Linked DNA regions of Homo sapiens: region 1 is linked to region 2. Evidence: chromatin contacts called from ENCODE Hi-C or POLR2A ChIA-PET data. All regions are on one chromosome and are shown on one strand. Each heading gives the region's core, a stretch centred on a gene start or an enhancer-like site at or near the end of the contact. The rest is flanking DNA. Distances are from core to core; before and after follow the strand shown. Region 1 has its middle 44 kb from the start of SPOCK2. Region 2 overlaps CHST3 (carbohydrate sulfotransferase 3).

Evidence for each region. A loop is a pair of places that touch in the nucleus more often than their neighbours do. ChIA-PET counts read pairs that join two places held with the same protein, here RNA polymerase II (POLR2A). Pooled maps may share reads with other maps.
Region 1: a loop to region 2 is called in a map of dorsolateral prefrontal cortex, with 7 times the contacts of the local background. The contact joins two enhancer-like sites. A Hi-C loop is called at or near these places in 11 of 168 maps with a recorded cell type or tissue (Caco-2, PC-9, Right ventricle myocardium inferior and 7 more) and 11 of 50 pooled maps. POLR2A ChIA-PET finds 5 or more read pairs at or near these places in 6 of 52 experiments (BJ, HepG2, MCF 10A and 3 more).

The regions. Positions count from the first base shown.
Region 1 is chr10:72,041,012-72,047,212 of GRCh38, reverse strand. No RefSeq gene overlaps it. Among named protein-coding and RNA genes, the nearest start is that of SPOCK2, 44 kb to the left of the region's middle. Within about 2 kb of position 2,277, at least 14 of the 41 ENCODE cell types and tissues checked have a DNase peak (open chromatin) inside an H3K27ac peak, as active enhancers do; they include adrenal gland, ascending aorta, dorsolateral prefrontal cortex and 1 more, where a contact is called at or near this core.
Region 2 is chr10:72,007,911-72,014,209 of GRCh38, reverse strand. It overlaps CHST3 (carbohydrate sulfotransferase 3), which reads right to left. Exons shown (of 3, transcript NM_004273.5): 3 at 652-6,299. The coding sequence ends at 5,739. Among named protein-coding and RNA genes, the nearest start is that of CHST3, 47 kb to the right of the region's middle. Within about 2 kb of position 5,014, at least 28 of the 41 ENCODE cell types and tissues checked have a DNase peak (open chromatin) inside an H3K27ac peak, as active enhancers do; they include adrenal gland, ascending aorta, dorsolateral prefrontal cortex and 1 more, where a contact is called at or near this core.

The DNA.
Region 1 (6,201 bases), core at 1,028-3,527, 36 kb before region 2:
GATGGGATTACAGGCATGAGTCACTGCGCCCAGCCTCAACAGTGTATTTAAATAATTGCCCAAACTCAGCCTTGCTGACAGACAAAGATGGCCACTGCCAAAGCTCATTTCTTGGCCGACACTTGGGCCTATCACAGCTCAAAGTGTTTGTGGGTTAACTGAGGCCTATGATGGCTGAATTTGGTGTAGATAAAAGGTAGTCTTAGGGTGTCAATGTCAAATGTTCAAAGGCCAAAGGTTTCGGGACTTGCATTTGCCTCAGTTTGTTCTTACCTGCTCTGGATATTGGTGATGGCTCTGTGTGGAAGATTATATTTTCCAAAGATGGTTGCAACATCCCTCAATCTACATGATGTTGAGTGACCTTGACACTCCTTCCATGGAGAGGTCTGTGTCCTGCATCTTTGAATCTGTTGGGCCTGTTGCTTGCTCATAGCCAATAGAAAGCAATGGAAGTAACACGGATGACTTCCAATCCTAGCCTATAGTATGTGATGCAGCTTCTGCTTGGTCAGTTAGAATACTTGGGCTTGGAGGCCCGAGCTGCCATATAAGTAGACTAGCCATCCTGAAGCTGCCATGCTGTTAGGAAGCACAAGCTGTCACACATGAAGAGACCACATGGAGAGGCCCTGAGACTATATGAAGAGAGACACTCGGCCATCCCTAGCTGTTCCAGTCTTGAGCCATTCCAACACCAGCCTCCATCTGACTACAACTTTATGAGATCCTTCCTGAGCCAGAACCACCCAACTGAGCCCATCCTGATTTCCTGGACCTCAGAAACTATGAGAGATAATAAAAGGATTGCTGTTGTGAACTTTAGTTCACTAAGTTCTGGGGTGATTTGTGACTCAGCAATAGATATTTGGAACACTTTTGAATATGTTCTGTAGATTTTCCTCTGAGGTTGGTGGAAAAGCCCTCCTAGGCTTGGGTGGAGTGAACAGCTTTCTGTATATTCTGATTTCAGTAACCTCCAAATATTCTTCTACTTGTGCCAGACAGTCGACAACTCTTGGCTGACTCTTTGCGATGTTGCTACCTGTCCTTCTTATGAAGAAGCGAACAGCGAGTGTCTGACCCCATCTCACTCTATCCTATTTTGAAGAAATGAGTCAGCCCCTTTCCTGAATGGGGCCAGCCGAGGGAGGCTGCCAGGTGTTCCCCTGGACAGATGGATTGTCTGATATTTGCAGATGCCTCAGCCCCTCATCGAGGCTTCCCTGCACCCTGTCCTCACACTCTATGAGCCAGCCTCCTTCCCAGTTGCCCTGCCTCTCCAGAGAACTCTCTACCCTCTTTAATGCCAAAAGCAGTCACTTATTTTCTCCTATGAACACTGGGAAATAGTAACTGACCACATTTTTGGTTTTGCTTTGGTTGCTTGAAGATGTATGGCCACAGTTGTGGCTTACCATGATAAGGGCATAGATCACGCTGGTAGAAGAATGATGAAAAAATACACAATTCTAATACTCAGAGATAAGGACACTTTGAAGTTTGTGGTACAGCCTCCCAGACTACACACATACGTAAAAGTGGGATTTTACAATACATAGAGTTTATACTGTGACTCTTGACTTCTTGGAGGCCATAGTCATTTCAAGAAGGTCATGAGACTTCTAGCTCCCTTTGAGGAAAAATCCTCTTAGGCCTATACATACAAACTTGCCATTAGGTTCTATAAATACATAAGTAGTAAATTAATTAGGTTCTATACCTATAACTTCAGTATTAATCACTGCATAATAAATATTATGAATTGAATTGTGTGGCTATATTGTAATTTATTTAATCAATTCCCTATCATTGAACATTTACATGGCTTCTGATGTTCCTCTGTTTTAAACTATACTCAAAATCTCGACCTGGTGTGGTGGCGTGCACCTATAGTCTCTACTAAGGAGGCTGAGGCAGGGAGACTGCTTGAGCCCAGGAGTTTGAGGCTGCAGTGAGCTAGGATCCCACCACGGCACTCCAGCCTGAGCAACAGAGTGAAACCCTGTCTCTTAAAAAAAAAAAAAAAAGTCATTCTGAGCATTTCATCCGAGTCTTCATTTACACTGGTTGCATCTGATGTGTCCTTGTAGCTGCTTTAGATCTTCTCTGGAACAAGGCAGGGCATGTTTAAATACATGCAGTGTTTTAAAAATGAGAAATACACCTTGGAACTGTCCCTAGCTGTGGCCCCAGGCGGATCCCGGTCCTGCCTCACCCACAGCTCCAGGAGGCCTGCGGAAGCAGGACTGGGCCCTGTTTCCAGGCAGCACGCGTCAGTGGTGCCTGTGATACATGCTGCCTGGCCAGAGAAGCAGTGACTTATGTTGTGGGTTGAGGAAGAACAGGGGCTGTGTGTTCATTCCTGGATTCAGGACCTCGCAGAGCTGGGTGGGGAGGGGGCTGGGAACGTGGCAGAGGCTGGCTGTCGGTCCTGTTTACCTCCTGGATGAGCAGGAGGGGGAAGCAGCTGGCTTCCAAGGGCCAGGGTGCACCAGCCGGCTGGTTCATGTGTCCACAAAGGCGGCCCTTCAGCAGCGGGCAGGGACTGTGTCCTCGTGCCTGCCAGCAGTGTCTGGAGGCTGCCCGTGGAGGTGGGTAGGGCCCAACACAAACAGCCACCAGAGAAAGGGGCCTTTATGGCCAGTGGAGGACGGCTGCTGGACTGCAGGGAGGATGCCAGCACCGTGCGGCCAGGGAAGTGGCCAGCAGGTGCTGCTCCAGGCCGTCCTGGCATGGTTGCACCAGGGCATTTGGGAAGAGGCTGTGTGCAGTGCTATGGGTCAGGGGCTTGTCTGCACTTCCTTCCTTCCTCCCTCCTTCCTTCCTTCTTGCCCTCCTTTCTTTCCTGTCTGTCTCCCTTTCATTTTTTTGTGGGGGGTGGTTCTTTCATCATTTTTCTTTCTTTCTTTTCTTTCTTTTTTTCTTTTCTTTTTTTTTTTTTTGAGACAGAGTCTCGCTCTGTTGCCCAAGCTGGAGTGCAGTGGCAAGATCTTGGCTCACTGCAACCTCCACCTCCCAGGTTCAAGCGATTATCCTGCCTCGGCCTCCTGAGTAGCTGGGATTACAGGCACCTGTCACCATGCCCAGCTAATTTTTGTATTTTTAGTAGAGATGGGGTTTCACCATATTGGCCAGTCTGATCTCAAACTCCTGACCTCAGGTGATTCACCTGCCTTGGCCCCCAAAGTGCTGGGATTACTGGCGTGAGCCACTGCATCGGGCCATGAGCTTCTTTTCAAATGGTGACTGGGCTGCTGATTTTCCTGTTGTCAATTTCCATTGTACATGCCTCTGGGGAACCCTCGTGGAGTAGGGGAGCTTGGTCCTGTTCACTTTCTTGCTGGGTGACACTTTCTTGCACTGATTGTCCATTTCTTCAGGGCTCAAGGATTGACAGTGTCACCTTTCAGGGTTGTTGTAAGGTAGTATCAGCTCGCAAAGCGCCATTGCCCTCAATCATCCTGACCACCTTTGCCTTTCATAGGCCCTGCCTCATCTAATTAGAGCACCCTCGTGAGATAGGGATGGCCGTTTCATCTATATTGCAGATAAGAAAACAGACCCAGAGAGGTTAAGCTGCTTGCCCAAAGTCACCCAGCAAGTAGACAGCACAGCCAGGATCCAAACCCAAGTGTGAGTTCTGAACTCAGCTCCTAACCACAGCGGAACCTCCCCCTCGGCGCCCCGTGTCACCTCTGCACGGATGCTCCCCTGCCTCTATCAGCCCCAGGAAAGCCCCTCTTCTCCTCCTTTCCCCAGAGACCCTTTCTCACCCAGCCTATCTCTCTCCCTTCCCTGCCAGCCCTGCAGGAGAGTGAGGACAGTAGGCTCCTGCCTGCCAGAGCTCACCCCAAACAGCTTCCTTACTGTTCAGCCAAGGAAACTGAGGCCCAGAGAGGGCTAAGGACTCATCCCAATCACACAGCAAATTGGCAACAGAGAACCAGAGCCCAGGCCTCCTGACCCCTTCCTCATTAGAACATTCTTTGCATTCCCCGTAGAGTTCATTGGGAACTGCTGAGGAATCTGTACCAGTTTGACCTGAATATGAAGGCATGTTACTTTCCACCCAAACACTGCTATCAGCTGGGGAAAGCCAAATGCCCCAATTTCTACCCCTTGGAGATATCTTGAGAAGATTCTCTGTTTTTCTGCTGACATAGTTTTCTGAATGAGTCCTGTCTAATTTAAAGTGCTGGTCTTGTTCCTGATTGGGCATTGCTTCTGCACGCCCTAGTGGGGGTCAGAGCTGAACCCTCACGGTGAGGGGTCTCTGACACTGAGGGGGCTCCTTCCATCTTTGTTTTGCTTGTTGCTGGGGACAGGAGCAGACTCGGGATGCAGGGGACACTCATGGGTTGTGGGTGGCTGAACTCTGATGTCCCAGCTGCTGGGGCCCTGCAGCTATGGGGGTCTCTTTGTAGATGGGCTGCATGGCCTGCATGGGCAGTGCCCAACTTCATGGCAGCCCCCCTGTGCTGAGGACCCTCAGAGAGGGGCCCTGGGTCCTGCCCGCAGTCACACCTTTACCCCTTCTGCAGCTCAGGCCCCTGGTTCCTCCCCCATCCTCACCCCCACCCACAGGGTTCCTTCACAGGGACGCCTTTCCTGCTTCCAAGGGCTGTGGGGGCCTGGGGCACCCCACATTTGCTTCTCAGGCCTCCTGCCCAGGCTGCTTCCCAGGTATGTGGCCTGTGCTATCGCCCAGGCCCTGTGCTTAGAAGGGCTTGGCGTTTGGTTTAACACTCTGCTGTCGTCTTGAAATTCCTCATAGTCTTTGAGGAGTGTTGGTAAGTTATCTTATAGAATGTCATTCAATTTGGATTTGTCTGATGATTTTCTCCTGGTTAGACTGGAGTTATGGGTTTTGTTTTGTTTTTTAGACAGAGTCTCCCTCTGTCACCCAGGGTGTAGTGCAGTAGCACGATCTTGGCTCACTGCAACCTCTGCCTCTCCAGTTCAAGAGCTTCTCCTGCCTCAGCCTCCCGAGTAGCTGGGACTACAGGCATGCACCATCATGCCTGGCTAATTTTTTGTATTGTAGTAGAGATGGGGTTTCACCATGTTGGCCAGGCTTGTCCTGAACTCCTGAGCTCAGGAAATCTGCCCGCTTCAGCCTCCCAAAGTGCTAGGATTATAGGTGTGAGCCACTGTGCCCACTGAGTTATGGGGTTTTGGGAGGACCCCAGAGGTAAAGTGCTCTTCCCCTCACATCATACCAAAGGCACATGGTACAAACATGGCCTCACCACTGACGTTAACCTTGCTCAGGAATCCTTGAACTAGAGCCCTGCATTTTTATCTTGTGTGGGGCCCTGCCTTTATCCCATGCATCCGTGAACACCTACTGGTGCAGCTTGCCCTCCTGTCATCCTGTCCTGTGAGCAAGTGAACTACGATGATAGTTCTGGGCCTCGTGCAGAGGGACCAGGCACCCCTTGCAAGCCAGGCCCTGTGCTGGGTGTTGGAGGCAGTGGGGGAAGCCAGACAAAGCTGAGCTCCATGGATTTCACAAGTTTGTGGATCCAGGACGATGAGGCAGAAATAAAGCATGTGAAAATAGTCACCAGCACCCAGCAGGCTGGGCTGCTCTACCCAGGCAGGTCAGGAAGGCCCTCCTGAGAAGGTGACTCGAAACTGAGAACTAAATTAGAACCACTGTTAATCCAGCAGTCCCACTACTGAGCATCGACCCAAAGGAAAAGAAGTCATTGTATCAAAAAGATACCTGCATTTGTATGTTTATAGCAGCACTATTTACAATAACAAAGATATGGAATCAACCTCAGTGTCCATCAATGGTTGATTGGATAAAGAAAATATGGTATATATGCTCATAAAATACTATGCAGGCATAAAAAAGAGTGAAATCATGTCTTTTACAGCAGCATGGATAGAACCAAAGGCCATTATCTTTTTTTTTTTTTCTTCCTGAGATGGAGTCTCTCTCTGTCACCCAGGCTGGAGTGCAGTGGCGTGATCTCAGCTCACTGCAACCTCCGCCTCCTGGGCTCAAGTGATTCTCCTGCCTCAGCCTCCCATGTAGCTGGGATTACAGGTGCCCACCACCACACCCAGCTAAATTTTGTATTTTTACTAGAGACAGGATTTCACCCTGTTGGCCAGGCTGGTCTCGAACTCCTGACCTCAGGTGATCCATCTACCTTGGCCTCCCAAAGTGCTGGAATGATAGGTGTG
Region 2 (6,299 bases), core at 3,765-6,264:
TAAAGTTGTTATGACGGATGTAACTGCAATTTGAAAGGACTCCATTCAATTTCTTAGCTGAAAGGGTCCTTGGCAACCTTCTTATGTGTTTTTGGAGATTTAGTTGAAGGCCAAATAAATCTGAAATGCTATCTGAACACGTGAAGCAGATCAAAACGCACAGTGACTCTTGTTGAGAGGGTGCCGCCTGCCCTTTCAGCTGACTTTTGAATCCCTAATGGGGCTTTTTGGGAACAATGTTTGTGAACAACTGATTACACCTTCATTCTAAAAGGAAACTGGTGTCCAAGTAAGGGAAGTGACTTATGCAAGGTCACACAGCCAGACAGTGGCAAAGCTGGGACTCATCCCCAGGCCCCCTGACCGCTGGCCCAACACTCCTGTCTCTGCCCCCAAATACCTGGGTTTTCTCTCTCTCCGCTCAGCGCAGTCCCCATCAGCTCTGCCAGCCTGGTGACGCAAGGTACATTCATCCTGCCCCATATTCCCCTAGTGCCTTTGGTCCCTTGGGAATGGGCAGGGGGATTCTCTGTCCTGCTTCATGCTGGAAGTCACCTCCTTTCTACCACTGTTAATTAAAAAAAAAAAAAAATTATGACCCAATTGCTGCTGAGAACAAATGCAAAGGAAAAGGCAGAGACACGCTGCAGGTTTTGCTCATTGCATGATTTCATCTTTAATTAAATAAGTCAAGTAGGCCATCAGGAGTTGGGTTCACATTCTATTCTGCAAAGCAGGCCCTGACTGCTGGGGCTGCCAGCTCTCTGAAGGGCAGCCCCAGCGTTTCCAGGAGACGGCAGATTGTCTGTGGCCATGGCAAGGACATCTGGGACGACAGTGACAGCAATGGGGCTGGGAGCAATGTGGAACGGCGCCAGAGGCTGAGCAGAATGAGCTACATGCTACACATACACACACGTGGATGCATATGTACATACCATGGCAGTGTATGCCGTGAAGGGGTGTCTCGTACCATGCAGACATGAAATAGCAAACAGGGCTGAGGTGTTGGCAAAAAGACAGTGTGCAGGACCTGGGAGGGAGCAGGGGAGCCAGGAAAATTTGGACTAGAATATACAGCTGAGATGGAGACTTCAGGGGGTGCCCAGTTCAAGCCAATGGCAGAAGACGCAGACCACATGGGTCATTGTATCCCCCCAGCAAAGCACCTGATCCATGACATGAGCTAGGCCTGTGAGGATGGCGCCATGTCTGTAGCCTTGGAAACACGTAACAAATTTGTCCCCAGTCCAGTTACGGGGTGCCAAAGGACACGAGACCAAAGGATCTTGGAGCTCTTGAGACAAGTGAAGTTGCCAATTCTGCTTTGTGCTTTTGAGGTAAAGAGCAGCTTCCACTGTCTCTGAAACTGCAGCGAGTTGACAGGTGATGCGGCTGCATTTAGGAAGCCCTGGACCCTCTCCCTTCCATCTGGCTGCGCCTTGTCCTAGAAGCTTCACAAGCAAACCCACCAACTCAGGAGCCCTGGATTTCAGCAGATGGTCCTTCTATCAGCTTGTACAGATCAATAAGACACACTTGGCTTGTGCAGGCATCTGCTTCCACTCAGCCCCAATTTCTCTCCCCTTAGCTCTCCTTGCCTCAGGTATCAGCCCTTGAGATCTGGCTTCACTTTCTGACTTTGGGAATGGGGATGGGAGGGGACTGCCTTGAGGACACAGCCATCCAGTCTTCTGCTCCTGTCTTAGCAAGGGACAAGCCCTACAGTCAATTGGTCTCACCATGTTGCCCAGGCTGGTCTCCAACTCTTGGGCTCAAGCAATCCTCCCACCTTGGCCTCCCCAACTGCTGGGATTACAGGTATGAGCCACCGCACCTGGCCTCTACGGTCAATAGGCCCTAGTATAGGAGAGGATGACCCGGGGCTGGAAGACTTTAGGGTCAGGATATCTCCTCTACCACCCAGGCCAAGAATCAACCTTCTGGGAAGGACCTCCTGCTGAAGCTCCTTCCATTGCCAGACAGACAGATGGCAGAGATGGGAGGGAAAGATGTCGTGTGATGCCTGGTGCCCTCTGTTCTGTGGGGTTTGGTCAGCAGCTGCCCCACTACGCCAGCCTCTGGCAGTAGCTCCCAGGCTGAGGGTGCTAGCAGACCGGAAGTAAACTTGTTATTAAACATCTCTTTTCTGTTTATTTTCAAGTGCATGTATTGCAGAAGGACAAAAGCCTAAATTTGCTTTATGTTCCTCAGCTTTTGGAAAATAACTCGGTGACCACCTGCGGTGTATGTGACAGAGACTGGCTTCTATGCACATCTGGTCTTCTCTTTCCCTCTCTATGGGGACCTGAGAATCCTGCCCTCCACTAACTACTCCCAAGGACCCTCCAGGGCCCTCATCCATTCCTCAATTTATAAACAGGTCCCGAGGGGAAGATGGGAACAGGCAGAGTGGGGACAGCCTGTGAGCATTGGACGCTGCTGTGTCTCACCAAGGCCTGGAACGTTCTGAGCCATTTCTATATGCTGGGCCGCAGAACTCATCAACAAGAAAGAACATGAGTAAACACTCATTGCTGAATGGTCCCCTTGTGCTAGGGAGGCTGGCGGCCAGTGGAGAGAGGCCTCAGCTGCTCCCTCTGTCTCCGGGCAGGTGGGCACCTTGCAGGGGAAGGCTTCTGGCAGACAAGCTGGAACAGAGGAGAAGCCAGGGCTGGCCTCGCTGGAAAAAGAGGCCCGGCCACCAGTGCTTCCATCTTCTCCATCCCAGCTCCAAGCTGAAAATCATATCCACATGGGTGACTCCAACCATATCCATAACGTTTCAAGCCAATAGTCACACCACACTGTCCTTCCCCAAACCCCAAGGGTTCCCAGAGCATCGCTGAGCCCCAGGGGAATACACTTCCAGGAAACATCCACGCGCTTGTGACCTGTCTCAAACACCCGGGCAGAGGTAATACAGCAGCAAGGGCCCTGATGTAGCATCTCAGATCAACAAGAGAGAAACCAAGGGATCTCAGATCTTAAACAACGTCCTGGGGCCATCGTGGTGCTGGCGCTCCAGCTCATTCTCCTCTTGTGTTCTGAATCGTCTTCTGGTGTCCATGCATGAACGGAGTGTGTGAATGGTTTCTATTGTTATTTTGTCTTTCTTGATTTGGGTACAGCTTTGAGTCCCTGCAGATAATAAGGTATTTTCTGTCTCTTCTTTTCAAAAAATAAATAAATTAAGTCAACCTGCAGTGTGCACATTGTCAATGTCCTGAGAAGTCCCAAAGGCCCATTCTTGGTACCATCCTCAGAGGGCGGAGTGGGAGGTCTTGGCCCAGAGTAAGAAGGAGGGATAAAGTCTACTGTCCACATTAGCAGGGCCCCTAGGAAGAGCCTTGGATGGAGGTGGCTGCCCCCTCCCCAGTCCCAGCCCCTCCGACCTCCACATGGGGAACAGAGGAGGGAGCAGTGGGGAGGCTGGGGAAGAACGGCCAGCACTTCTGGGCCTGCCAGAAACATCCTGGCCCCACGGTCATGTTTTCAGAGCTGGTGTTCCTTTGAACTCCAAATTAGAACCATGTCTCTGCACAACTTACTCTTGGACTCTAAAACCAAGAGTGTTGGGGTGTTCAGGCAAAATAGCAAAAGAAAAGAAAATAAAAAAAACCCAAGAGTGGAGACCTCCTTGAATGACTGGAGTCCACAGTGACAGAGACCCAGCAGCTCAAATAGGCTGATTATAGCGAATCCCATGAGATGGTTACTGGCCTCACCTTCTCCAATGGTGGCTTCCTGCCAGGACACACTCTTCCCTCCCCCATGGCAATGTTGGACTCAGATCCTGTACTTCCATGGTGTCCATATTACTCAACCCAAAATGCAGCCCTCTGGGTTTACAATGGGCCGTATCTGACAGAGAAATTGTCCAGGAAACCAGAAGCAGAGCTGGGCAGCCCTCGGCAAACCCTTGCAGCTCCTTGTAAGCTCTGGATACTGAGTTCTGCTCCTGGGTTTGAGGTGGGAGTGGGGAAGGCCTTCTACTCTGGGTACACTTGTCGCTTGTCATGAGGCCCCTGCCCACCCAGGAAACATGTTAGGGCCTGTGAGGGATTTTCAAATCCAGCTTCTTCTCAGGGAGGGGCGAGGGCTGCAAATCTCTGCTGCTCTGGACACTAGGCAAGAACGCTGGTGGCTTTGAGATTCATCCCACATGGGGTTCAAACAGAAAAGCCCATAGGGCACTGTGGCCTGCCACGTGGCCACCTCTCCTCGTTCCTCCTGGGGAAGGCTCCTCCTCCTGTCCTCTCCCTCTGCCAGGAGCCAAGTGCTCCCTGCTGGTTTTCCCCAGCCTCCCTCAAGCCCTCAGGCCTCCACTGCTTGGAAGAGGCGCTCCTACAGAAACAAAAGCAAAAACACAGCCATGAAACAAGAAAGACACCAAGCCATAAATAAAAGCCCGAAACAAAACACCCAGCACATCCTGCGTTAAGCAATACTCTTCCCAGGGCCCTAAGGAGGAATTCCAGGCACTGGCTGTAACCACAGCAACCAACTGGCTGACTCCTGTCCACGAGGGAGAAGGCGGGCTTCTCAGGGGAGGGGGGGCATCCTGGTGGGACTTCTCCCCCACGGGCACTCTGTACTTTCCTCTTGGCCCTACCCCAGATGAGGCCTGGCTGGAAATGGAAGGCCCCGTGAGCTGCCTTTTGCCTCCAGGGACCACAGCTGCTTCTGCCTGCCAGGCCTGAGGCAGCCTTCAAATATGGACATGTTCGGGAGCCAGCCAAGCTAGACGGGGCCTTTGGCTGCACCATTTCAAAACATCCTGCCTGCCAGCCGCAAGGATGTGGATGGGTCAGAGGAGGTAGCCATGAGAATCTAAGGCGGGCAGGGGCTTTGAACGCTGCAGTTCTGAATCCACTGTTCAGTCCAAACCCGGCCAGGGAACTGTGTCATGTCATGGCCCTTTAACGCGTTTCTTTCCCCTGCCCTGCCCTCGAAATAATCCTACAAATGTTAAGCACAGGCTCCTCTGAGGTGTGTCATACAGAAAAACCCTGTGGGCATAAGCAGCGAGGAAGCTTGTCTGCATAGATGTGTGTGCACTTGTGCCTTTATGATGCTTGTCTATGTATGGTGTACATGTATGTATGTCTATACGCATGTGTGTGTTTTGCAGCTCTATAAGGGGCCCATATTCATCAGTAACCAGCACAGCCAACCCATTCATGAAAACGCTGAATCGCTCTGTACTAGTTGGTAAACAGCCACTGTCACCTCAAACGAGCCTCAAATGCCACCTTTGACACCCACGGCTGTCCTAGCCCCTCCTCCAAGGACCCACCCAGATTCCAGACTTCACCATCCAGACAAGAAACGGTTAACACCAAATAAAGCAGGAGGTCTGACTGTCACTGGTCAGAGCCTTGCCCCTTCTGATTGTTAAATATTTGGACTCTGGCCTGCAGGGTCTCCAGGCACGAATGTATGTTTCTGTGTGTGTGAGATCGAAGCTTGCCAACAGGCCCGGGCCTGCCTAGGCCTGCTCAGGAGGCTGCAACCCGTTGGGTCTGGGTGTGATGGCCCTCAAGGGGACCGGGCACTGTCCTGTTCTCCGCAATTAACCCTGGGGCCGCCGCTTTGGCTGGAGCGCTGGCTGGGGGCCCTACTGCTACAGGAGGCGCTGCCCGCTCATGGCGCTGTGCACCCGCCCTCTGCGAGGGCTGCGGCAGAAAGACGGGGCAGGCCTTTCACGAGGAGGGGCATACGGGGCCCCGGCCCCCCTACGTGACCCAGAAGGTGCCCCTCTCCTCCAGCAGGCTGACTGAGCGGTTGGTGAGGGCGGCGGCGTCCCGCGCCAGTTTGTAGCCGAAGAGGCGCATGGCAGGGCCGCAGGCGGCCTGCACCACCTGGGCCAGCTTGAAGGGCATGCTGAAGCGCCACTTCTCGAACTGCTCCGAGGAGTTCTTCTGCGTGGAGTAGATGCCGCTGCCGTCGTGGGCCGCCTGCGTGTTCTTTTGGATCCAGTCTTCCACCTGCGGGGTCAGGGGGATGCCGGCGAAGCGGTACATCTCGCGGGCCTTCTGCAGCGGCCCGCGTGCCACGTCCTCGTAGCGCACCAGCATGTAGCGGCCCCGCAGCCAGGCGGGCTGCCGCAGCCCCAGCTCCGCGGACAGGCGGATGCTCTCGCAGTTGCCCCGCAGCCGCTGCACCTCCTCTTCCCTCAGGCCGTCCTGGCCCTCGTCGTCCAGCCACTTCTTCCAGGTCTTATACTTGCCGGCGAAGGCCACCATGCGCGAGGCCAGCACGGCCCGGGGGTCGCGCACCAGCTGGATGACGCGCAG